Regions from separate parts of the Homo sapiens genome. Here region 1 is linked to region 2. A link is an interaction called in ENCODE POLR2A ChIA-PET data of the cell type or tissue named here. Cell type or tissue: OCI-LY7. All regions are shown on one strand. Each heading gives the region's core, and the rest is flanking DNA. Links, peaks and the distances in the headings are about the cores only.

Region 1 (11,602 bases), core at 2,345-7,344, 170 kb after region 2:
TACGTTAAAACCTCCATGCTAATTAGTAAGTATTTGAGGGGGAGGTGATACTTTGAGGTTACGGATCTGCTGCAACTCGGCTCTTGCCTCATCAGAGGAAAGAATTCATCCAAGAAGAGTAAGACAGAAAGTGAGACTGAGGCAAGTTTTAGCGAAGGAGTGAAAATTTATTAAAAGGTTTTACAGCAGGAAAAACAGGAAGTAAAGTACACTCTTGGAAGAGGGCCAACCAGGCAATTTGAGAGATTGAGGTGCTCAGTGCGACCTTTGACTTGGGGTTTAATGTGCTGGGATGCTCTGGAGTTTCACATCTCTTCTCCCCTGATTCTTTCTTGTTGAGATGGAGTTTCATTCTTGTCACCCAGGCTGGAGAGCAATGGCAGTCTTGGCTCACTGCAGCCTCTGCCTCCCGGGTTCAAGCAATTCTCCTGCCTCAACCTCCCGAGTAGCTGGTATTACAGGCACCTGCCACCACGCCCAGCTAGTTTTTTTGTATATTTAGTAGAGACGGGGTTTCGCCATGTTGGCCAGGCTGGTCTCAAACTCCTGACCTCAGGTGATCCACCTGCCTCGGCCTCCCAAAGTGCTGGGATTACAGGCGTGAGCCACCACGCCTGGCCTTCCCTGATTCTTTCACTGGGGTGCGCTGTCTGCATGCGCAGTAGCCTGCCAGCACTTGCGGGGGGCCACGTGAACAGTGTATTTACTGAAGTTGTGCACATGCTTATTTCAGGTGTTTTTCCGTTACCAATCTAGTGGTCCTAGAGGAAGGTCATATACCAGGTAAACTCCACCCACCAGGTGCGGTGGCTCACACCTGTAATCCCAGCACTTTGGGAGGCCAAGGTGGGTGGATCACTGAGGTCAGGAGTTCAAGACCAGCCTGGCCAGCATGGCAAAACCCCATCTCTACCAAAAATACAAAATTAGTGGGGCATGGTGACATGCGCCTGTAGTCCTGGCTATTTGGGAGGCTGAGGCTCGAGAATCACTTGAACCCAGGACACAGAGGTTGCAGTGAGCTGAGATTGCGTCACTGCACTCCAGCCTGGGAAACAGAGCAAGACTCTGTCTAAAAACAAGCAAACAAACAAAACCTCTACCGATTGCCTCTTGGTGCACATGCTTGAGCTGACTTGCCCGGCTCCTGAGATCTTATCAGGAAGCTGCCAATCACCAGCTCCAGGTGTTTTCTGTCTATTGGGAGCCTGCCTTTCCCTAGGACCAGCGGCCCAATTATTATTTTAGAGAAACAGTTTAACAACCACCTGATCATCACCTTGTAGCAGGGGGGCGTCTCCCACCGGGCTCATGTCTGCCTACCTACCTACTCCCTACTCTAAATGGGGAGACTGGGCCGGGCGTGGTGGCTCACGCCTGTAATCCCAACACTTTGGGAGGCCGAGATGGGTGGATCACGAGGTCAGAAGATCGAGACCATCCTGGCTAACACGTGAAACCCCATCTCTACTAAAAATACAAAAAATTAGCCAGGCGTGGTGGTGGGTGCCTGTAATTGTAGCTACTCAGGAGGCTGAGGCAGGAGAATTACTTGAACCCGGGAGGCAGAGGCTGCAGCAAGAAGAGATCACGCAACTGTACTCCAGCCTGGGCGACAGTGTGAGACTCCATCTCAAAAAAAAAAAAAAAAGGCCAGGCGTGGTGGCTCACACCTGTAATCCCAGCACTTTAGGAGGCCGAGGCAGACGGATCACGAGGTCAGAAGAGATTGAGACCATCCTGGCTAACAGGGTGAAACCCCGTCTCTACTAAAAATACAAAAAATTAGCTGGGCTTGGTAGCGGGCGCCTGTAGTCCCAGATACTCGGGAGGCCGAGGCAGGAGAATGGTGTGAACCCGGGAGGCGGAGCTTGCAGTGAGCCGAGATTGCGCCACTGCACTCCAGCCTGGGTTACAGAGCGAGACTCCGTCTCCAAAAAAAAAAAAAAAAAGCAATTTGGGAAGGGCTGAGCTTTGGAGAGTGCCAAGACATGGTGATAGCTGAGATTCTTTGTGGCCCTCAAAGAAATAGTTTTCTTCCCCTTGGGAGCAATGTTAACCCTGTTGAGGCACGGAAGAGAGTATGAAAAGACAAAAAGAGAGATTCTATAGTAGAGAAACCTGGCAGATACCACCTTAACCGAGGCTAGCATTGTCAATAAAAGGCATGTTCACGTGGATATCATACACACACCCCCATAGGATGTGACTAGAAAGGCACCTAGCCTTTGTGATATTCTTTTTTTTTTTTTAGATGGAGTCTTGCTCTGTCACCCAGGCTGGAGTGCAGTGGCTCGATCTCAGCTCACCGCAACCTCCACCACCCAGGTTCAAGCGATTCTCTGGCCTCAGCCTCCCAAGCAGCTGGGATTACAGGCGTGTAATTACAGGTCCGGCACCACCATGCCCGGGTAATTTTTGTATCTTTAGTAGAGACAGGGTTTCACCATGTTGGCCAGGCTGGTCTCAAACTCCTGACCTCAGGAGATCCGCCCACCTCGGCCTCCCAAAGTGCTGGGATTACAGGCATGAGCCACTGCACTTGGCCTGTGATATTCTTAACTCCAAACTAACAACCTCGCTCTAACCATTGGAGAACACTAGAAAAATCCGAATCAAGGACCATTCAATACATGCCTGATGAATACTCTTCAAATCTGTCAATATCGTGAAAGACAAGAAACCTGTCAGCATTTGCAGGAGATGCAGGAGAAGTGATGACTGATACGAGCTGAATTTTGTCTCCCAACAACTTCATACATTGAAGTCCTAACCCCCAGTACCTCAAAATGTACTTGTATTTGGAAATAGGGTCTTTGTAGAGATGACTAAGTTAAAATGAGGTCATGAGAGTGGATTCTAACCCAATATGACTGGTGTCCTTTTTTTTTTTTTTTTTTTTTGAGACAGGGTCTTGCTCTGGCGACCAGACTAGAGTACGGTGGCACAATCTCAGCTCGCTGCAACCTCCACCTCCAGAGTTCAAGCGATTTTCCTACCTCAGCCTCCCGAGTAGCTGGGATTGCAGGCATGCACCACCATGCCCAGCTAATTTTTGCATTTTTTAGTACATGTTGATCTCAATCTCCTGACCTCAAGTGATCCTGCCGCCTCGGCCTCCCAAAGTACTGGGATTACAGGCATGAGGCACTGCGCCTGGCCTATGATGAACTGTCCTTCTAAAACGGGGAAATATGGACACAGGCACATACAGAGGAAGACAGCTGAAGACACAGGGAAGAGGGGACCAGATATAAACTAAGAAGAGACACCTGCAGTGGATCCTTCCCCCACAGCCCAGAAGGAAGTAACTCTGCCGACACGTTGATCCTGGACTTCCAGCCTCCAGAACTGGGACAGAATGGATTTCTGTTATTTAAGCTCCCCTCTCCCCAGCCAGTGGTGCTCAGTTACTGCCGCCAGGCAAATTCCATCACTACCTGAATGCAGTGTGGGATCCTGGATGGGATCTTGCCACAGAAAAAGGACACCCATGGAAAAACTAATGAAATCCGAACGAGATCTATAGTTTCTAGTTCAGAGTATTGCACCAATATTAATTTCTTCACTTTGACATATGTACAATGGTAATGCAAGATGTTAACATCGGCTGGTTGTGGTGGCTCACACCCATAATCCCAGCACTTTGGGAGGCCAAGGTAGGTGGATCACCTGAGGTCAGGAGTTTGAGACCAGCCTGGTCAATATGGTGAAACCCCGTCTCTACTAAAAATACAAACATTAGCCAGGCATGGTGGCACCCGCCTGTAATCCCAGCTACTCAGGAGGCTGAGGCGGGAGAATTGCTTGAACCCGGGAGGCAGATGTTGCAGTGAGCCGAGATCACGCCATTGCACTCCAGCCTGGGCGACAGAGCAAGACTCTGCTTCAAAAAAAAAAAACAAAAACAAAAACAAAAAGATGTTCACATTAAAGGAAGCTGGGCAAAAGATATAGAGAAGGCTCTGTACTATCTTTGCAACTTATCTGTAATCTAAAACGATTGCAAAGTAAAAAGTTTGAAAAAAGACTCAATAAACCTATTTAGGATTCCACTCTTTAGGATTCCACTTATATGAGCTACCCAGAGAAATTTATAATGAAAGAAAGTAGAGGCCAGGCGCGGTGGCTCATGCCTATAATCCCAGCACTTTGGGAAGCCGAAGTGGGTGGATCATGAGATCAGGAGTTCGAGACCATCCTGGCCAACATGATGAAATCCCGTCTCTACTGAAAATACAAAACTTAGCTGGGTGTGGTGGCAGGCACCTGTAATCCCAGCAACTCGGGAGGCTGAGGCAGGAGAATGGTTTGAACCCAGGAGGTGGAGGTTGCGGTGAGCCGAGATCATGCCATTGCACTCCAGCCTGGGTGACAGGAGGAGACTCCATCTCAAAAAAAAAAAAAGGAAGAAAGAAAAGAAAAAGAAAAAGAAAGCAGAATGGTGATTACCAGGGACTGGGGAGAAAAAGGAATAGGACTTAGCGTTTCACAGGGACAGTGTTTTAGTTTGGAAAGTTGAAAAATCCTGGAGATGGATGGTGGTGATGGTTGTACGACAATGTGAATGAGCTTAATCCCACTGAACTGTACACTTACAAATGGTCAATGTTATGTTATATATCGTTTACCACAATTTTTAAAAAAAGCTCTATCAAAAAATCTATTTAGGATTTTTATTGGGATGAGCATTTGTTTTACTCTAGGATTTTTTTTTTTTTTTTTTTTGAGACGGAATTTCACTCTTGTTGCCCAGGCTGGAGTGCTATGGCACGATCTTGGCTCACCACAACCTCTGCCTCCTTTGTACTTTTAGTAGAGATGGGGTTTCTCCATGTTGGTCAGGCTGGTCTCAAACTCCCGACCTTAGGTGATCCCTGCCTGCCTTGGCCTCCCAAAGTGCTGGAATTACAGGCGAGAGCCACTGTGCCTGGCCTACTCTAGGATTTTTAGGATGGAGGAAACCCATTCAATGATTAGGAGAGACAAGAGGTGGAAATAAAGGTTGTATTACTTAGGGGTCCTGGGTAGGGAGGGCATGGCACTTCCAGAGGCCACAAACACACATATACACACACACACACACACACACACACACACACACACACACACACACACAGGTCAGGGAGAGCTTTTGCAGGGAGACAGAGGGGAAGCAACCAGTGTGACAATGCCGTGATTAGGTCCAGGGTGTTATCCACACAGGTTTCCCTCAGGGAGTTTTAATTGGTGGGTTTCATGGAAGCAGGCGTGAGTCTCAGGAGGTCAGGCTGTGACTGAGAGGTGGTCACTGCACCATATCTGCAGTCCGTGTAAGATGTGGATGGGTGGTGTGGGGGCCTGCAGAGCCAATCAATAGGCTGTGTCCAGCTGCCCCATAGGCAGGTGGTCATCGGGGGGAAGTTGGATAAAGCAGATCTGGATCAACCACATTGAGGAACTAGGAGCAGGTGGGGAACTGGAAACTGTGTCAAGGCTGACTGAGCCCTGTTTTTGGAAGGAGAGTCAAACATATTCAGAAAGGGGCTGACGCAACACAAATTAGAGGAATTCACTACAGCATTCGATTTATAAATTCATTTTGGAAGAAATAGCCTTTCTGAAATACTGAGTGTTTTGGGGGGAAACTCATCCTGTGTCTTTCTTTATTCAGATCTTAGTTAAGCATGGGAGATTTACCCATATTCTTCTTACGACTATTCTTTAATGTTTAAAAGCTTTTCTTGCCCTGTGAACAGGGTTTGTTTTCTCCTGCGTTTGCAAATACTCGTTACTTCAACCAAACAAAGCTGCTCCTTTTATAGAGAAATCTTGCTGTGAGCTCTAATTACTCCTGAAGTTAAGCCTCTAGAACTTCCTAGATACGTGATTATGGCTTCAAACTACAGTCAGCTTTGACTCTTGCTTTCAATATATTTATAGGTCTTATTTATTTATTTATTTATTTCTGTCTCTCTTTTTTTTTTTTTTTTTTTTTTTTTGAGACGGAGTCTCGCTCTGTCTCCCAGGCTGGAGTACAGTGGCGCGATCAAAGCTCACTGCAACCTCCGCCTCCCAGGTTCACACCATTCTCCTGCCTCAGCCTCACAAGTAGCTGGGACTACAGGTGCCCGCCACCAAGCCTGGCTAATTATTTTTGTATTTGTAGTAGAGACGGGGTTTCACCGTGTTAGCCAGGATGGTCTCGATCTCCTGACCTCGTGATCCGCCCGCCTCAGCCTCCCAAAGTGCTGGGATTACAGGTGTGAGCCACCGCGCCCGGTCTTTTTTTTTTTTTTTTTTTTTGAGACAAGGTCTCGCTCTGTTGCCCAGACTGGAGTGCAGTGGCACAGTCATGGCTCACTGCAGCCCCAAACCCCCAGGCTCAAATCCTCCCACTTCAGCCTCCCAAGTAGCTGGAACTACAGATGTGCACCACCACACCCGGCTAATTTTTGTATTTTTTGTAGAAACGGGGTCTCCCTATGTTGTGGAGGCTTGTCTTGAACTCCTGGGCTCAAGCAGTCCTCCCACCTTGACCTTCCAAAGTGCTGGGATTCACAGACGTGAGCCACTGTGCCTGGGCTTCTTTTTATTTTCTTACTGCATTGGGAAAACAGCAAGAGGGCCATCTTTATTTTGTTCTTGACTTTACCAAATGCAGTTCTCATATTTAATTATTAAGGAGTTTCTGTAGGATTGTGGAAATTGCCCCTTATCCCACCAGTATCAGGCAGCTAGGGGCTGTTGTAAGCAACTACCATGAACTGGGAGGCTCCAAACAATGCTAATTTATTATCTCACAGTCCCGGAGGCCAGAAGTCTGGAATCAAGGTGTCAGCAGGGCCATGTTCCATCTGAATCATGTAGGGGAGAATCCTTCCCTGCCTCTCCCTAGATTCTGGTGATTGCCTGTTGGGAGCCGAAAAGGCCAAAGGGATCGTGACCAACTCAGCATTCCACTGGAAGCTGTATGATCAAACAGCAAAGTGTTTATCATGAACGCAGGATGTGGGCAAACTCACGACTGCGCCTACCGCCAGAAGGTTTGCTGAGGGCAATCACTCCCTGGCACCACGCTCACTGGGGTTATCTACTGGGACATCTAGAGCCTATTGCTCGAAGAATGCAGCCTTGCAAGCCTGCTGTAAATCAAGCCGCTGACTGACAACCACCCCCCGCCCCCATCTCCTTTACCCAATAAAATGCAAAGGGGTCTAAAGCTCAAGGTACTTGTTCACTAGAAAGAAGCAAGGAGCCCCCCGACCCCTTCTTCCAAATATACTCTTTTGTCTTTATCTTTATTCCCACATTCATCATCCTTTGTTCAGTCCAACAGGGATGGAATCCGTGGCAAAGTGGCGACCCAGAACAGGGACTTGAGGACGTTGCAAAGTGGCTTCTGAACACAGAGACCGGAGGACGTGAACGAAGAAGGTCGGCTGGAGCAGAGGAACCGAAAACGACAAGATGAATGGGGACCCCGAGACAAGCCTGCCAGCAGCGGATATAAGGTCAGTGCCCTAAAGAAGTACTGGGAACGGGAAGTTTTCTGAATCAGGGTAACATGCGGCAGAATTTGTCTGTTGAAGAAAAACATGTGCACTTGCTTCAAGTTCTGTTGAGACAGTCTGGAGCTCAGGTTAATTCGCAGATACTAACCAACCTCCTGCAGAAGCCACAAATGGTTATTAACGCATAACCCATGGTCTCCACAGGCAGGCACTCTTGATGTGGAAAACTGGAACAGAGCGGGAGAAGGATTGAAACATGCTCATCAAAAAGGTCTTAAAGTTGATTCTTCTGCTTTCTGTACTTGCAGTCTAATTCGTACTGTACTTATGCCGTTATCTCCTTATTATTCTGCGGGACAGCAGGCTGAGTCTAAAAATCTGAAAGAATCTGTTGTCCCACCCACAGCTTCAATTGAAAATAAAAAACAGGAGAGGGAGGATAAAAATTGGCCTATACTGCCTCCTCCAGTTGCAGAAACATCTGTGCCGCCTCCTTCGGTAGCAGGAATAGAGACCCCAATACAAAGAATTTTACGCTCTGCTGCCATAGCTGGAGAGCCCTCAGGACCTTGTGCTTTTCCTATTTCCGTAAGGCCCGATTCAAATAATCCACAGCAGTTTATTCATGAACACACCCCACTAGAGTTTAAGTTGTTGAATGAATTAAAAACCAGTGTAGTTAATATCGGGGTACAGAGCCCATTCACTTTAGGATTGCCAGAATCTGCATTTGGTGCTATGCGTCTTCTACCCTTTGATGTAAAACACTGGGCTCGAACTTGCTTGTCTGCTAGTGCATATCTGACATGGAATTTAAATGGGCAAGAAATGTGTACAGACCAGGTTAGACAGAATCGTGCTGCTGGACACGGAGACATCGCAGAGGATATGCTATTGGGTAATGGCCCTTATTCAGACCTGGAACATCAAATGGAACTAAACGCGCCTGGGCCACAATTCCTGAAGAGGGAGTCCCAGTACAATCCTTTTTACCTTTCATGGAAGGGTCACAGGAGCCCTCTGCACAATTTCTTGCAAGATTACGAGAGGCAGTGAAGTGTCAGATTCCTCATGCCACTGCCGCAGAGGCGCTAACCTTAACTTTAGCTTCTGAGAATGCAGACGCAGATTGTAAACGTGCACTGGCACCCGTGAGGTGTACTAAAAACTTGGGAAATTTTCTCAGAGCTTGTCAGGATGTAGGAATTGAGCTTCATCGCTCTGCAATGTTAGCGGAAGCAATGGCTGATTTAGTAGTTGACAAATCTAAAAGGAGCCAAGGATTAAGCCCTCAAGTGGGAAAATGTTATAATTGTGGAAAAACTGGACATTTTGAAAAAGAATGCCGCCAGATCTCAGGACAGAGAGGACCTTATAATGCAGTACCCCCCCCCTCAGTGGAAAAAACGCCAGGACTTTTATTTACTTTTATTTACCCAATAAAATGTGAAGGGCTTTAAAGCTCAGGGCCCTTGTTCAGTAGAAGCAAGAAGCCCCCGACCCCTTTTTCCAAATATACTTTTTTGTCTTTATCTTTATTCCTGCATTTATCATCCTCTGTTCACTACAACAGGGATCAAGGTCAGTGACAGTTGCCGACAACCTTTGGCATTCCTTGGCTTGCAGACCCTTTGCTCGACTCTCTGCCTCTTTTGTCACGTGGCTTTCTTCCCTCTTGCCGTTTTACATAATCTTCTCTCTGTACCTTTCTCCTCCTCATATAAGGACATAGTGATACTGGATTAGGGACCACTCTCATGACCTCACCATAATGTAGTTACATCAGCAAAGACCCTATTTCTCGGCTGGGCACAGTGGCTCACGTCTGTAATCCCAGCACTTTGGGAGGCCGAGGCAGGTGGATCACCTAAGGTCAGGAGTTCGAGACCAGCCTGACCAACATGGAGAAACCTTGTCTCTACTAAAAATACAAAATTAGCCGGGCGTGGTGACACACACCTGTAATCCCAGCTACTCAAGAGGCTGAGGCAGCAGAATCACTTGAACCCGGGAGGCAGAGGTTGCAACGAGCCGAGGTCTTACCACTGCACTCCAGCCTGGGCAACAGAGTGAAACTCCATCTCAAAAAAAAAAAAAAAAAAAAGACCGTGTTTCCCAATTTTAAAAGTCACATTCACAGATACCAGAGGTTAGGCATTCAGCATGTCTTTTTGGGAGCTATAAATCAACCCACTAAACCACGGACATCTTTATTTGTTCTTCATTTTACCTAAAATGTTTCTCATATTTTAGTGTTATGTAAGATATTTCTGTAGGATCCCAGAAATTACCACTTCTCAAATTAAGAAAGCTTTATTCTGTTCTCTCTTTATTAAGCATTTAGTTTTTGTGCCTGTCTTCATTTTTAAATGAATAATGGGTATTGAATAGATATATCTCATAAATGTAATGTAGAGAGGACAAAAACAAGTTACGGAAGGATATAGACCATGTGGTAACACTCCTGTAAAGTTTTCAGATGTGCAAAACAAACCAGCATAGGTCAGGCATGGCAGCTCATGCCTGTAATCCCAACACTTTGGGAGGCTGAGGTGGGTGGATCACCTGAGGTCAGGAGTTCAAGATCAGCCTGACCAATATGGTGAAACCCCGTCTCTACTAAAAATACAAAAATTAGCCAGGTGTGGGGGAGTGTGCCTGTGGTCCCAGCTATTCAGGAGGCTGAGACAGAAGAATTGCTTGAACCTGGGAGGCAGACGTTGCAATGAGCCGAGATCGTACCACTGCACTCCAGCCTGGGTAACAGAGTGAGACTTCTTCTCAAAAAAAAAAAAATCCAAAATATTGTCCTTGGGTACATGCATAATTATTTTAAATAGGATAAACACCAAGTTTGGGAGGGCAGTTACCTTGGGGAGGGGAATAGGAGCAGGGTGGGGTACAAGGGACCTCCACTCTATTTGTTATGATTTGTTACGTAATGATGCTTTACTTTTAAGGTGATCTGAAATACATGAAGATGTCAAAACTTGAAAAAGCCGAGTGAAAGGCATAGCGTTTATATTTGTTTCTACAAACCTCTTTGCATGCTTCGTAATAAAAAAGCAAAGCCAAAATTCAGAGCGACAACCAATGTGCCACATGCCCTTTGCAGTGGGCTGGCTTCCCTGGTTACAGCAACCCTCTCATCTCTGCAGAGAATGGAAACCAGAGTGGTCATGGCCTTGGAGCTGAATCTTGTGACTTTCACCTTCTTCCCACATTTGTCCAAACCTCTTGTCCCTGCTCTTCAGGTCCTTGTGTGATGTGACCCAGCTGACACCCTAGCCCCAGATGACTGCCCCTGAATTAGTCTCAGCTTCTCCAACCTGTTCCCTTATCCTCTATTCTTGCATGTGCTGATACCGTATTGAGAACGTTCTTTAATGTTATTTATCTCCTCTGGAATAATTCTGACTCCCTCCTCAAGCATCACCTCCTCCAGGAAGCCCTCTCGGATCCTCCAGGCTCAGCCAGTGTCTCCAGTGGTCCTCACAGTCTCCTGTACTTCCCAAGCTCATCATATTGTCTTCAAATTCCGTGGTTACATGTTCCCCACTCGCCTGAGAAACAGGCCTCCCTTCCTTGTCCTGGGCCAGGGATAGATGTGGAGGTCTGCTGCCTCCTTCTAGGACCTCTCTTCCGCTCTCAGTTACCCCGCAGCGAGGTCTGGGCACAGGACATTGATGGGCAGCCTTCTGGCTTCCTCACTAAGCTGGACAGCTCCGCCCTGGCTCGCCAAGGCAGCTTCAGCCACAGGTGTATCCAGCAGAGCCTCTATCTCCTCCATAAGGTCTGATGAAACACTGCCATCTAAATCCTTTCCCCAGAACACATTCCTATGGTTGCCCTGGACAGAGATTGTGCAATCCTTGCAGTTTTTCTGATTTCCTCCCTTTGAGCACCTGTCCCTAAAAGCCTCAGAATGAAGAGGGCGTGCCCTCCAAAAAGTTCCTGCCCTACGGTTAAGCCTGCTGCTAAGTCAGCTTTCAGCGCTCCGTTTCTGATGATGAAAGCAAGATGAGTCAGATGGTTTGGGAACAAGGGAACTTCTAGAAAGAAGAGTCTAGGAAGCTAAGTTTTGTTAACCCTTCAGCGTCTCCTAAGCA
Region 2 (11,602 bases), core at 3,338-8,337:
CATTCATTCATCCATCCATCCATCCATCCATCCATCCATCCACCCACCCACCTACTCACCGCACTCATCCATCCACCCACCCCACTCATCCATCCACCCACCCACCCACCCCACTCATCCATCCACCCACCCCACTCATCCATCCACCCACGCACTCATCCACCCACACACTCATCCATCCACCCACCCCACTCATCCATCCAACCACGCACTCATCCATCCACCCACTCATCCACCCGCCCATCCATCCACCCGCCCATCCATCCACCCACCCACCCACCCATCCACCCACCCACCTACCCACCCACACACTCTCCCACCCACCCATCCACCTATCCACCCATCCATCCACCCACCCATCCACCCATCCATCCATCCACCCACCCACCAACTCATCCACCTACCCACCCACCCACTCATCCACCCACCCACCCATCCACCCATCCATCCACCCGCCCACTCATCCATCCACCCGCCCACTCATCCATCCACCCGCCCACTCATCCATCCACCCGCCCATCCATCCATCCACCCACCCATCCATCCACCTACCCACACTCCCACCCAGCCATCCACCCACCCACCCTCCCACCCATCCACCCACCCACCCTCCCACCCATCCACCCACCCACCCATCTACCCATCCGTCCGTCCATCCACCCACCCACCCATCTATCCTTCCACCCACCCACCCACCCACTCATCCATCCACCCATCCACCCACCCACTCATCCATCCACCCACCCACCCACTCTCCCACCCTCGCACCCACCCACCAACTCATCCACCCACCCACCCACTCATCCACCCACCCACCCATCCACCCATCCGTCCACCCGCCCACTCATCCATGCACCCGCCGACTCATCCATCCACCCGCCCATCCATCCATCCACCCACCCACCCACCCCCTCATCCATCCACCCACCCTCCCACCGTCCCACCCATCCACCTATCCACCCATCCACCCACCCACTCGTCTACCCATCCATCCATCCACCCACCCACCCCCCATCCATCCACCCACACACCCACCCACTCATCCATCCACCAACCCACCCACTCATCCACTCATCCATCCACCCACCCACTTATCCATCCACCCACCCACTCATCCACTCATCCATCCACCCACCCACTCATCCATCCACCCACCCATCCACCCACCCTTCCATCCACCCATCCATCCACCCACCCACCCATCCTCCCACCCTTCCACCCACCCACCCATCCACTTATCCACCCATCCACCCACCCACCCATCTACCCATCCATCTATCTGTCCATCCACCTACCCATTCATCCATCCATCCATCCACCCACCCATTCATCCATTTATCCATCCATCCATCCATCCACCCACCCATTCATCCATTTATCCATCCATCCATCCATTCACCCACCCATTCATCCATTTATCCATCCATCCATCCATCCATCCTAGCTATGTTGTAGACCTGTGCTATTCAATATGGTGGCCACCAGCCAGATGTGGCTACTGAGTCACTTGAAATGTGGTTGATCAGAACCAAGATGTGCTGTAAATGTAAAATATACTCAGGGTTCCAAAGACTTGGTCCAAAAACAAACAACAAAAACCAGTGTAAAATATCTTATGAATAATATTTTTATGTTGATTACATGTTAAAATAAGAGTGGGATATGTCTTGGGTCAATGAAATATATTACTAAATTCTTATTGTTTCTACATATGTAATGTGGCTTCTAGGAAACTTGACGGCTCATTGGGCTCACATTATACGCATTATATTTCTTTTTTTTTTCTTTTTGAGACAGCATCTTGCTCTGTGGCCCAGGCTGGAGTGCCGGGGCACAATCTCGGCTCACCACAGCCTCCGTCTCCTGGGTTCAAGTGATTCTCGTGCCTCAGCCTCCTGAGTAGCTGGGATTACAGACATGCGCCACCACGCCCAGCTAATTTTTGTATTTTTAGTAGAGGTGGGGTTTCACCATGTTGGCCAGTCTGGGCACATTGTATTTCTATCAGACAGCAGTGTTCTGCTGTAAATAATGCTCAGTAAACATTTTAGCCAGGTGTGGTAGCACATGCCTGTAGTCCCAGCTACTCAGGAGGCTGAGGTGGGAGGGTCCCTTGAACTCAGGAGTTCAAGACCAGCCTGAGCAACATAGTGAGACCCCATCTCTAAAATAAAATAAAATAAAATAAAATAAAATAAAATAAAATAAATGAATAAATAAAATAAAAAGAAAGTGGGGCCAGGTGTGGTGGCTCATGCCTGTAATCCCAGCACTTTGGGAGGCTAAGGTGGGTGGGTTGCTTGAGGTCAGGGTTTGAGACCAGCCTGGTCAACGTGGTGAAACCCCATCTCTACTAAAAATACAAAAAGTAGCCGGGCATGGTGGTGCACGCCTGTAGTCCCAGCTACTTGGGAGGCTGAAGCAGGAGAATAGCTTGAACTTGGGAAGCAGAGGTCGCAGTGAGCCGAGATGGCACCACTGCACTCCAGCCTGGGTGACAGAGCAAGATTGTCTCAAAAAAAAAAGGAAAGAAAAATAGAATAAGTTTATAGTATAAGGCAGTGGTTCTCAACTGGTGATGATTTTGACACTTAATTGACATTTGGCAGTGTCTGGGGACATTTGTGGTTGTCATTACTTGGGAGGAATGTACTACTGACGTCTAGTAAATACAGACCAGAGATTTTGCTAAACATCTCACAGTGTACAGGACAGGACAGCATCCCCTGAATACAAAGAATTTTCCAGCCCCAAGTACCAATGAACCAAGGTGGAAGAACATCGGTGTATAATAAGTGTCTGATAAATGTCAGTGTAGCCCTAGCTTAAGGTTTTGGTGTTTTTTGTTTCTTGTTTTTCATCTTAAAGGCCCTGAAAAGTCCTGTAGGAAAGAAACACGTGTGATTTTGCTGGTGGGAGCAAGACGTGCCCAAGGCCGGGGCTGGGGAGGTAGAGAGGAGGGTTTGGATTTGGGAGATATCAGGAAGTTGAAAGCCAAGGACGCATTAAATGTGGGGTGAGGGCGTAAAGAAAGGGAGGGAGGGTGATTTCTCACTGCCTTGGGGGCAGGGAGGAGGGGAGGTGTGGGTGAGATGTTGAGAATTGTGGGAGATGCCCAGGGTGCAGTGGGGCCCGTGGCAGCCGCTGTTGCAGTCTTCAGGTGGCCCTGGAAGCCGTCACGGGGTAGGGTGGCCTGGGGTGGGGGTGGGGCATGTCCATTTACAAGGAGACGCCTGTGGGAGGAAGGTTTCTGGAAGAAGGAGGCACTGGGCACAGAGCCCAGGCGAGATACGGGCCCACAGATATGCTTTGGAGGTCCCTGCTGGCCTTGGGGAGACCGGAAGCCATGAGGGCAGCATCGAGCTCAGGGAAATTGAGGGAGAGGTGGAGGGGGGCTGGGAGGGCAGGGAGGAAGTGAGCCTGAAATACCTCTTCTTTCAAGGAGCCAAGATGAGAGGGGCAAAAAGAAGGTCCAAGTCTACATGCGGGTGGCGCGTTAAGTGGGACGGTCCAGTGTGGTTTTAGAAGGTGGGAAAGGAGCCAGGACAGGGAGGGACAGAAGGCAGCCAAGAGTGCCTGGGTCCTCACAGGTGGAGAAGTCCCGTTCAAATATGTTCTGAAGCACTAGAACCCCTTACCCTGTTCTTTCTTTTCTTTTTTTTTCTTTCTTTCTTTTTTTTTTTTTTAAGACAGAGGCTTGCTCTATCACCCAGGCTGGAGTGCAGTGGCGCAATCTCAGCTGGCTGCAACCTCTGCCTCCCAGATTTAAGCGATTCTCCGGCCTCGGCTTCCCGAGTAGCTGGGATTATAGGCGTGTGCCACCATGCCCAGCTCATTTTTGTATTTTTAGTAGAGATGGGGTTTCACCATGTTGACAAGGCTGGTCTTGAACTCCTGACCTTAAAAGATCTGCCTACCTTGTTTTCCCAAAGTGCTGGGATTACAGGCATGAGTCACTGCACCCGGCCCCCACCCCGTTCTTTCAAACACACACACAGAACCCCAATATACAAAACAAGTCTGGGCACAGTGGCTTACCCCTATAATCCCAGCACTTTGGGAAGCCAAGGCAGGTGGATCACTTGAGGCCAGGAAATTCGAAACCAGCCTGAGCAACATGGTGAGGCTTCCATCTTTATAAAAAAATTTAAAAATTGGCTGGGTGTGGTGGCACGTGCCTGCGGTCCCAGCTACTCAGGAGGCTGAGGCAGGGAGGATCCCTTGAGCCCAGAGTTCAGGTTGCAGTGAGCCATGATCGTGCCACTGCACTCCAGCAAAAACTCAAACAAACAGAGAAGGCTGTGCAGGCTGGGCGTGGTGGCTCACGCCTGTAATCCCAGCACTTTGGGAGGCCAAGGTGAGCAGATCGCTTGAGGTCAGGAGTTCAAGACCAGCCTGGCCAAAATGGTGATAACCCTGTTTCTACAACATACAAAAATTAGCCGGGTATGGCAGCATCGCACCTGTAATCCCAGCTACTTGGGAGTCTGAGGCAGGAGAATCATTCGAGCCCGGGAGGCAGAGGTTGCAGTGAGCCAAGATTGCACCACTGCCCTCCAGCCTGGGCGACAGAGAGACTCTTATCTCCAAAAAACCGCAAAAGCTGTGCAGATTAGAACAAGAGCTGGACAGATTCCCTGCTGTTGATTTCAGTCACCTCTTCCCCGACCCCTGCCAAGCCTTCCTGGCCTTCTCCTCTCCACTCTTGGTCCTACGTGGATTTCTGCCCCCAGCCCACTGTCCACCTGGGGCTTCCTCACGCCTCTTCCCATTGTCCTATTTAGGGACCTCAGGCTGTCTCTATGATGTGACCTCACCATCTCTCTAAGCCCCAGCCTTTCACATAATCTGCCTCAAGGATGTCCTCAAAGCCCCTCACATTCAATTTCACCCCTTCACCTCCCATTCCTCCTGCACCCAAGCTCAGTCATTACCCCTCTCTTCCCTCTTCCCCCTCAGACCCAGCAAGGTCCTGGCTACCTCCCTCTCTGTCCCTTGCCTCCTCCCTTCAATCACCAGGTTTACATCACTCAACTCCCTCGATGTGCCTGTGGTGTGCCCACCTCCCCTGCTCGCCTGTGTGCCCCCCACTCATCCCCCCCTGCCTGCAAGCTAAGAGAGGGCGTCCAGTTTGCTGGGTCTAACCCCAGTCCTGGTGTTGAAGAGTTATTTGGCCTGGGGCAAGGGACTTTCCTTCTCTGTGCCTCAGTTTCCTCCTCTGTAACATGGGGGTTGCCAATTGGGCCCTGGCTGCCTCCTAGCGTTGATGTAAGGCTCAGTGAGTCTACATTGGCAAGAGCAGGAAGGCTCTTAGGATTGCCGATGTTATTGTCTTTCCTGGGACCTACAAGAGCCAGTCCAGCTGGCCTGGTATTGGGGGTAGCCTCCCCTCCTTTCCACTCTAAGTGCCCATCAGCTCCCTGAGGCACCGTGTTCTCTCCCACCTGCTGGGCTTTGCATCTGCAGGCCCCTCTGCCTACAACGCCATCACCCCTTCCTCCAGCAAACTCCTGCACATCTGCACTCTCAGCCCAGATCCCCTTTCTCCTTTCCCAATGCCATCCTCCCTGGTCCAGACACACTCTTAATCCGGGCCATGTGGTGTGTGTGTGTGTGTGTGTGTGTGTGTGTTGTATCTGGTGACCCTGACCCCCGTGTTTCCCCTCTATGCCCCCACAGAGCACGTGCCCCCGGAGCTGTGGGAGCCCTTCTATACCGACCAGTACGCGCAGGAGCATGTGAAGCCCCCGGTGACACGGCTGCTGCTCTCAGCCGAGCTCTACTGCAGAGCCTGGCGCCAGGCACTGCCACAGCTTGAAACACCCCCCAACCCCTCTGCACTGCTGGCCCTGCTGGCGCGGAGGGGCACAGTGCCTGCTTTGCCCGAGCGCCCGGTGCGCGAGGCCGACCTGAGGCACCAGCCCATTCTCATGGTAGGCCCCGCCACTGCCTGTTAGACCACGCCTACCATGCTCAGCTCCTCCCCTCAAGCTCCTCCCGCCAGTCCTGGCTCCTCCCAAGTTCCCTCTATCAGTCTTGGCTCCTTTCAAGCTTTGTCGATTAAGCCTAGCTCCTCCCATCAGGCTTGGCTCCTCCCCCAGGTTCCTCCCACCAGGCCTGGCTCCTCCCCTCAAGCGCTATTAAGCCTAGTTCCTCCCACGAGGTCTGGCTCCTCCCCTCAAGCGCTATCCATTAAGCCTAGCTCCTATCAGTCTTGGCTCCTTCCCTTAAGCTATGTCCATCAAACCTAGCTCCTCCTATCATCAGTCTTGGCTCTGTCCCTTAAGCTCTGTCCATCAAACCTAGCTCCTCCCACCAGTCCAGGCTCCTCCCCTCAAGCTCTGTTCATTAAGCCTAGCTCTTCCCCCCAGCCCTGGCTCCTCCCCTCAAGCTCTTCCCATCAAGCCTGGCCCCTCCCATCAAACCCAGCTCCCCAAAAAGGCGCTACTCTGGCCCTTGAGGATTTGTGTACACAGCCCACCCTATCCTAACGCCTAGCATCTGACCTCAAAGTCCCACCCATCGTGCGTGGCTTTTCCGGGACCCCATTTCTTGTTCCTTCCCTTAAGGCCCCACCCATGAACCACTGGCCCCGCCCCCTCAAGCCCCACCCCCCCCGTCAAGTCCCTCCCATCTGCAGGTTCTTCCTTTTCCCAGGCCCTTGGGGGCCGAGGTGCGCCTCCTGCAGCTCTCAGGTCTCACCCTCTAGCGCTTGCCCCCACAGGGAGCCCACCTAGCTGTCATTGATGCCCTCATGGCTGCCTTTGCCTTCGAGTGGACAAAGACCCTGCCAGGTCCCTTGGCCCTGACCAGCTTGGAGCACAAGCTGCTTTTCTGGGTGGACACGGTAGGTGGGGTTGGGCCTGGGGTGGGTTCGGGGACCAGCATCGTCCAGTGGCCAGACCACTGACCCCCTCCCTGCCCTCCAGACCGTCCGGCGGCTGCAGGAGAAGACCGAGCAGGAAGCGGCCCAGCGAGCCTCTCCAGCAGCCCCTGCAGACGGGGCGGCCCCGGCGCAGCCCTCGGTGAGGCCAGGGCATAGAACCGTCAGAAGGATGGGGGACCGGAGATCTGGGAGGGCAGGGCTGTGCTTCCTGGACACTCCTGAAGTGGGGAGGGGGCTAGAGGTGACACACTCTCTCTTTCTTCCCCCCTCTCTCAATCTCTCTGTGCCCTGCCCGTCCCCTGTGCCGGTACCCGCTGCCCTCCTCTCTGCCTCTCTGGCCTCAGTGCCCTACGCGCTGGTACTGGAAGCTGGTTCCTGTAAGTGGGGCTGTCTGTCCGCCCCGTCTGCCTGCCCTGCTTGTAGCTCTGTCTGTCTGTATGTCTGTTTCTGCCTGCCTGTCTGCGCGCCCTCTCATACCTCCCCAAGCTGTGAGCAAAGGAGGTTGGACCCCAGTCCTGGGAGACAGGGAGAACCCCTCTGTGAACCAAGAGAAGGGTAGAATCTCGGCCATTAACTGAGAGGGCAGACCCCTCCCCCAGCGAACTGATGGGTGGGGACGAACTTCCCCTCCCGTTATTCAGAAGGGCAAGCCCTCCCCGTTCCCATTAATGAAGAGGGTGGGACCCCCTGAACCTGTCCCCCTTAGCCGAGGTGGGGAGACCACATAAATTTCTGAAGGGGGGACCTGCAGCCCATCACAAACGTGGATCCTGACCCTAGCAGGCAGGGCACCCTCTGGCCAAGGGGAAGACCCTCCAATGCAGAAGAAGATAGAATAACTTTCCTAACTGAGACCCCCAGCTTCCCTAGAGAAAAATCCCAGCTTTGAAAAGGAGGAGGAGGCCCATCCCTGAAGCTGGAAGTTGAAATTTCTCTCTTCCCTGAATGAGCTGTGTGACCTTGCAGAAGTATCTAAACCTCTCTGTGCTTCATATAAATTACTCCCATAGTAGATAAACAAGGAGGAAGTGGGGGAGGTTTTGGGCTGGCTGGCGTCCCCACCTTTGCTCACTCCTTCCCCCACCCTGGGGCCTGGGTTGGGAGGTTCCCTTCCTGCCTACCCGCTTCCTCTGCATCCTCTCCCCAAGCTGGGGGCCTGGGTCTTTTGTGGGAGGAGGATTCCCCGCATAAGAGGGGGTTCCTACTCTGTGGGGTCCCTTGGGGCTGGGAGGAGCTGGGGTTCGCGAAGCCGGCCAGAGCAGTCAGGGAGCTGGACGGCCGGGGCTCAGGACCAGGGTCAGGGCTACCCCCTCCCCCCCAAGGTGGGCTTGGGGGCCCAGCAGGTCAGCACCCCTCCCCCTTGCTGATGGCTGCTCCTCTCCCCCCAGCACGCAATTGCCTTCTGTTTGAAGGAGTCGGGGAGCAAACCCCCCATGGTAATGTATCCCCCGCCCCGGGGTCCCAGGAGTCCCTGTCCCCAGCCCCCGCTGCTGGCCTGGCTGCTCGAAGACATCTCCTCTGCCTCTTGCTGCTGCCCCTCCCCTGCTCCAGGCTGGCCCCCCAACTCTGTCTCTGGGACCCCCAGCTTCCCGCCCCCTCATGGCGGAAACCCCAGGCCTCCCTGCCCAGCCTGCATGACCGCTGACCCTGGGGGCCAGCCTGGCCACTCACCTGACCTGGCTCCCATCTGCAGATCCGATACCGCAAGGACCGTGTGGTGGCGCGACGTGCCCCCTGCTTCCCGACGGTGACCAGCCTCCAGGACCTGGCCAGTGGGGCCGCGCTGGCCGCCACCATCCACTGCTATTGTCCCCAGCTGCTTCGACTTGAGGGTGAGTAAATGGATGTGGAACAGATCTTGTGCCGGGGAGCTGGGCATCCTAAGTCCCAGCCCCTAGACCCTCCATCCCCAGGTCCGCGAGACCAGCAACGATGCAGTGGTCATGAGGGCAGCTTCCGGAACTGGCAGGCCTGAGTTTGTGTCTCTCTCTTCCCCAATGAGCTTTGTGACCTCACACAAGTATATAAACCTCTCTGTGCTTCCAGGAGTTCATTCCTGCAGCAGATGAAACGTATGGAGTGTGGACTGTGTGCCAGACCTTGTTTTAGGCACTGGGGATCCAGCCAGAATAGAGACACACTCCCCACTTCACAGACGGCTCTAGCTGGGAGAGAAAGATACTAAGTTTATCCAAAAGTACTTTTTTTTTTTTTTTTTTGAGACGGGAGTCTTGCTCTGTTGCCCAGGCTGGAGTGTAATGGCATGATCTCGGCTCACTGCAACCTCCACCTCCCAGGTTCAAGCCATTCTCCTGCCTCAGCCTCCTGAGTAGCTGGGACTACAGCCACACGCCACCACGCCTGGCTAATTTTTGTATTTTTAGTAGAGACGGGTTTCACCGTGTTGGCCAGGCTGGTGTCGAATTCCTGACCTCAAGTGATCTGCCTACCTTGGCCTCCCTAAGTGCTGGGATTGCAAGTGTGAACCACTGCACCCGGCCCAGAAGTACTTTTTGCATACTGGGTAGTCCTAAAGGCAATGGGTGGTCAGAAAAAGCTTTTTTTAAAAAAACTCTTTTTTCTTTTTTATTAAAAAAAAAATTATAGGGCTGGGTGTGGTGGCTCACGCCTGTAATCCCAGCAGTTTGGGAGGCCGAGGCGGGTGGATCACGAGGTCACGAGTTCAAGACCAGCCTGGCCAGGATGGTGAAACCGTCTCTACTAAAAATACAGAAATTAGCCGGGTGCGGTGGCGGGCGCCTGTAATCCCAGCTACACAGGAGGCTGAGGCAGGAGAATCGCTTGAACCCAGGAAGTGGAGGTTGCAGTGAGTCAAGACCATGCCATTGCACTCTAGCCTGGGCAACAGAGCGAGACTCCATCTCAAAAAAAAAAAAAAAAAAGTATAAAATAGAGATGGGGTCTTGCTATGTTGCCCAAGCTGGTCTTGAATCCCTGGGCTCAAACATCCTCCCACCTCAGCCTCCCCAAGTGCTAAGATTACAGGTGTGAGCCACCACACCTGGCCCGGAAAAGCTTTTTGAGCTGAGGTCTTGGGGGAGAGTGTTCTAGAAAGATGCAAAGGCCTAAGGCAATAGTCACCAACTTTTTGGCTCCAGGGACCGGTTTTGTGGAAGACAATTTTTCCACAGATGGAGGCAGGGAGGTGGTCTTGGGATAATTCAAGCACGTTAATCTTTATTATGTACTTTATATCTAATACGTTGTAACATAGAATGAAATAATTCTACAACTCATCATCATGGGGAACCAGTGGGAGCCCTGAGCTTGTTCCTGCAACTAGACGGTCCCAGCTGGGGGTGATGAGAGACAGTGACAGATCATCAGGCATTCGATTTTCATAAGGAGGGTGCAACCTAGATCCCTCACACGCCAGGTTCACAATAGGGTTCGCGCTCCTGTAAGAATCGAATGCCGCCGCTGATCTGACGGAAGCGGGGTTCGGGTGGTCCTGCAAGTGACGGGGAGCGGCTGTAAATACACTCACTGCAGCTCACCTGCTGTACGGTTCAGTTCCTGACAGGCCACGCCCCGGGGGTTAAGGACCCCCGGCCTAAGGACGGTCTATCATATAATTCACCTCGGCCGGGTACAGTGGCTCACGCCTGTAATCCCAGCACTTTGGGTGGCTGAGGCGGCCGGATCATGAAGTCAGGAGATCGAGACCATCCTGGCTAACACGGTGAAACCCCATCTCTACTAAAACCACAAAAAATTAGCCTGGTGTTGTGGCACACTCCTGTAATCCCAGCTACTCAGGAGGCTGAGGTGGGAGAATCACTTGAACCCGGGAGGCAGAGGTTGCAGTGAGCTGGGATTGCGCCACTGCACTACAGCCTGGGTGACAGAGCGAGACTCCATCTCAAAAAAAAAAAAAAAAGAATTCACCTCTCGAAGGGCACCTGGCAGAAGCTGGGCTCATAGGAGGTCTTCCGTGTGTGGGGGACTGCTGGTCCCTGGCTTCCCTGGGGCCCCATCCTCCTCCTCATAGAGTTGGGGACCCACTCCTCCTGTCCCCACAGAGGTGTGCTTGAAGGACCCCATGTCTGTGGCGGACAGCCTGTACAACCTCCAGCTCGTGCAGGATTTCTGTGCCTCTCGCCTTCCTCGTGGCTGCCCCCTGTCCCTTGAGGACTTGCTGTACGTCCCACCGCCACTCAAGGTAAGGCCATCCTGGGGCCTCCTGGGCCGAGGCGGGCATCTGGGGCCAGGGGTCCCGTCTGCTGACCCGGCCTCCCACCTCCAGGTCAACTTGGTGGTGATGCTGGCCGAGTTGTTCATGTGTTTTGAGGTGCTCAAGCCCGACTTTGTGCAAGTGAAGGACTTGCCCGATGGTCACGGTGAGGCCCTGGGGGCCTGGGGGCCGGGTCGGGGGCGGGTGGGAGAGCCAAACCCCCGCCTGACCCTCTTCTCTGTACTGCAGCTGCCTCCCCCCGGGGCACTGAGGCCTCCCCACCTCAGAACAACAGCGGCAGTAGGTACGCTCCCCACACTGGGCGAGTCTCTGGCATTGTGGGTGTGGGGCTCCATGTCTGCCTTGCTGAGCACTGGGACGCAGCTGGGTGATGCTGTTGTCTCCCCCCGGGGAGAGGCGGAGGAGGAGGTGGGGGTCCTGAGGCTGAAGTACGTCTCTCCGTACAGTTCTCCTGTCTTCACCTTCCGCCACCCGCTTCTGTCATCTGGTGGCCCCCAGTC

The links. ChIA-PET counts read pairs that join two places held together with the same protein. Peaks named below come from ENCODE experiments on the same cell type or tissue, not always from the same donor. Only the 100,000 strongest peaks of a DNase experiment are listed, where the experiment ranks them.
Region 1: POLR2A ChIA-PET joins it to region 2 with 5 read pairs; 1 of 35 experiments calls an interaction of 5 or more read pairs at or near these places.

Annotation. Positions count from the first base shown.
Region 1 is chr19:7,772,845-7,784,446 of GRCh38, forward strand. LOC105372263 (a long non-coding RNA gene) reads left to right here. Exons shown (of 5, transcript XR_001753858.2): 3 at 7,311-7,493; 4 at 7,698-7,764; 5 at 10,652-11,602. Among named protein-coding and RNA genes, the nearest start is that of CLEC4M, 15 kb to the left of the region's middle. In OCI-LY7, for the core only: no CTCF peak of the experiment used is centred there; a DNase peak (open chromatin) is centred at 5,437.
Region 2 is chr19:7,599,547-7,611,148 of GRCh38, forward strand. It overlaps CAMSAP3 (calmodulin regulated spectrin associated protein family member 3), which reads left to right. Exons shown (of 17, transcript NM_020902.2): 2 at 5,680-5,933; 3 at 6,725-6,847; 4 at 6,930-7,025; 5 at 8,580-8,718; 6 at 10,930-11,069; 7 at 11,154-11,247; 8 at 11,331-11,385; 9 at 11,549-11,602. Among named protein-coding and RNA genes, the nearest start is that of CAMSAP3, 9.5 kb to the left of the region's middle. RefSeq lists enhancers at 5,345-5,846, 5,847-6,346, 5,897-6,191. In OCI-LY7, for the core only: no CTCF peak of the experiment used is centred there; a DNase peak (open chromatin) is centred at 6,335; H3K4me3 peaks cover 299 bases.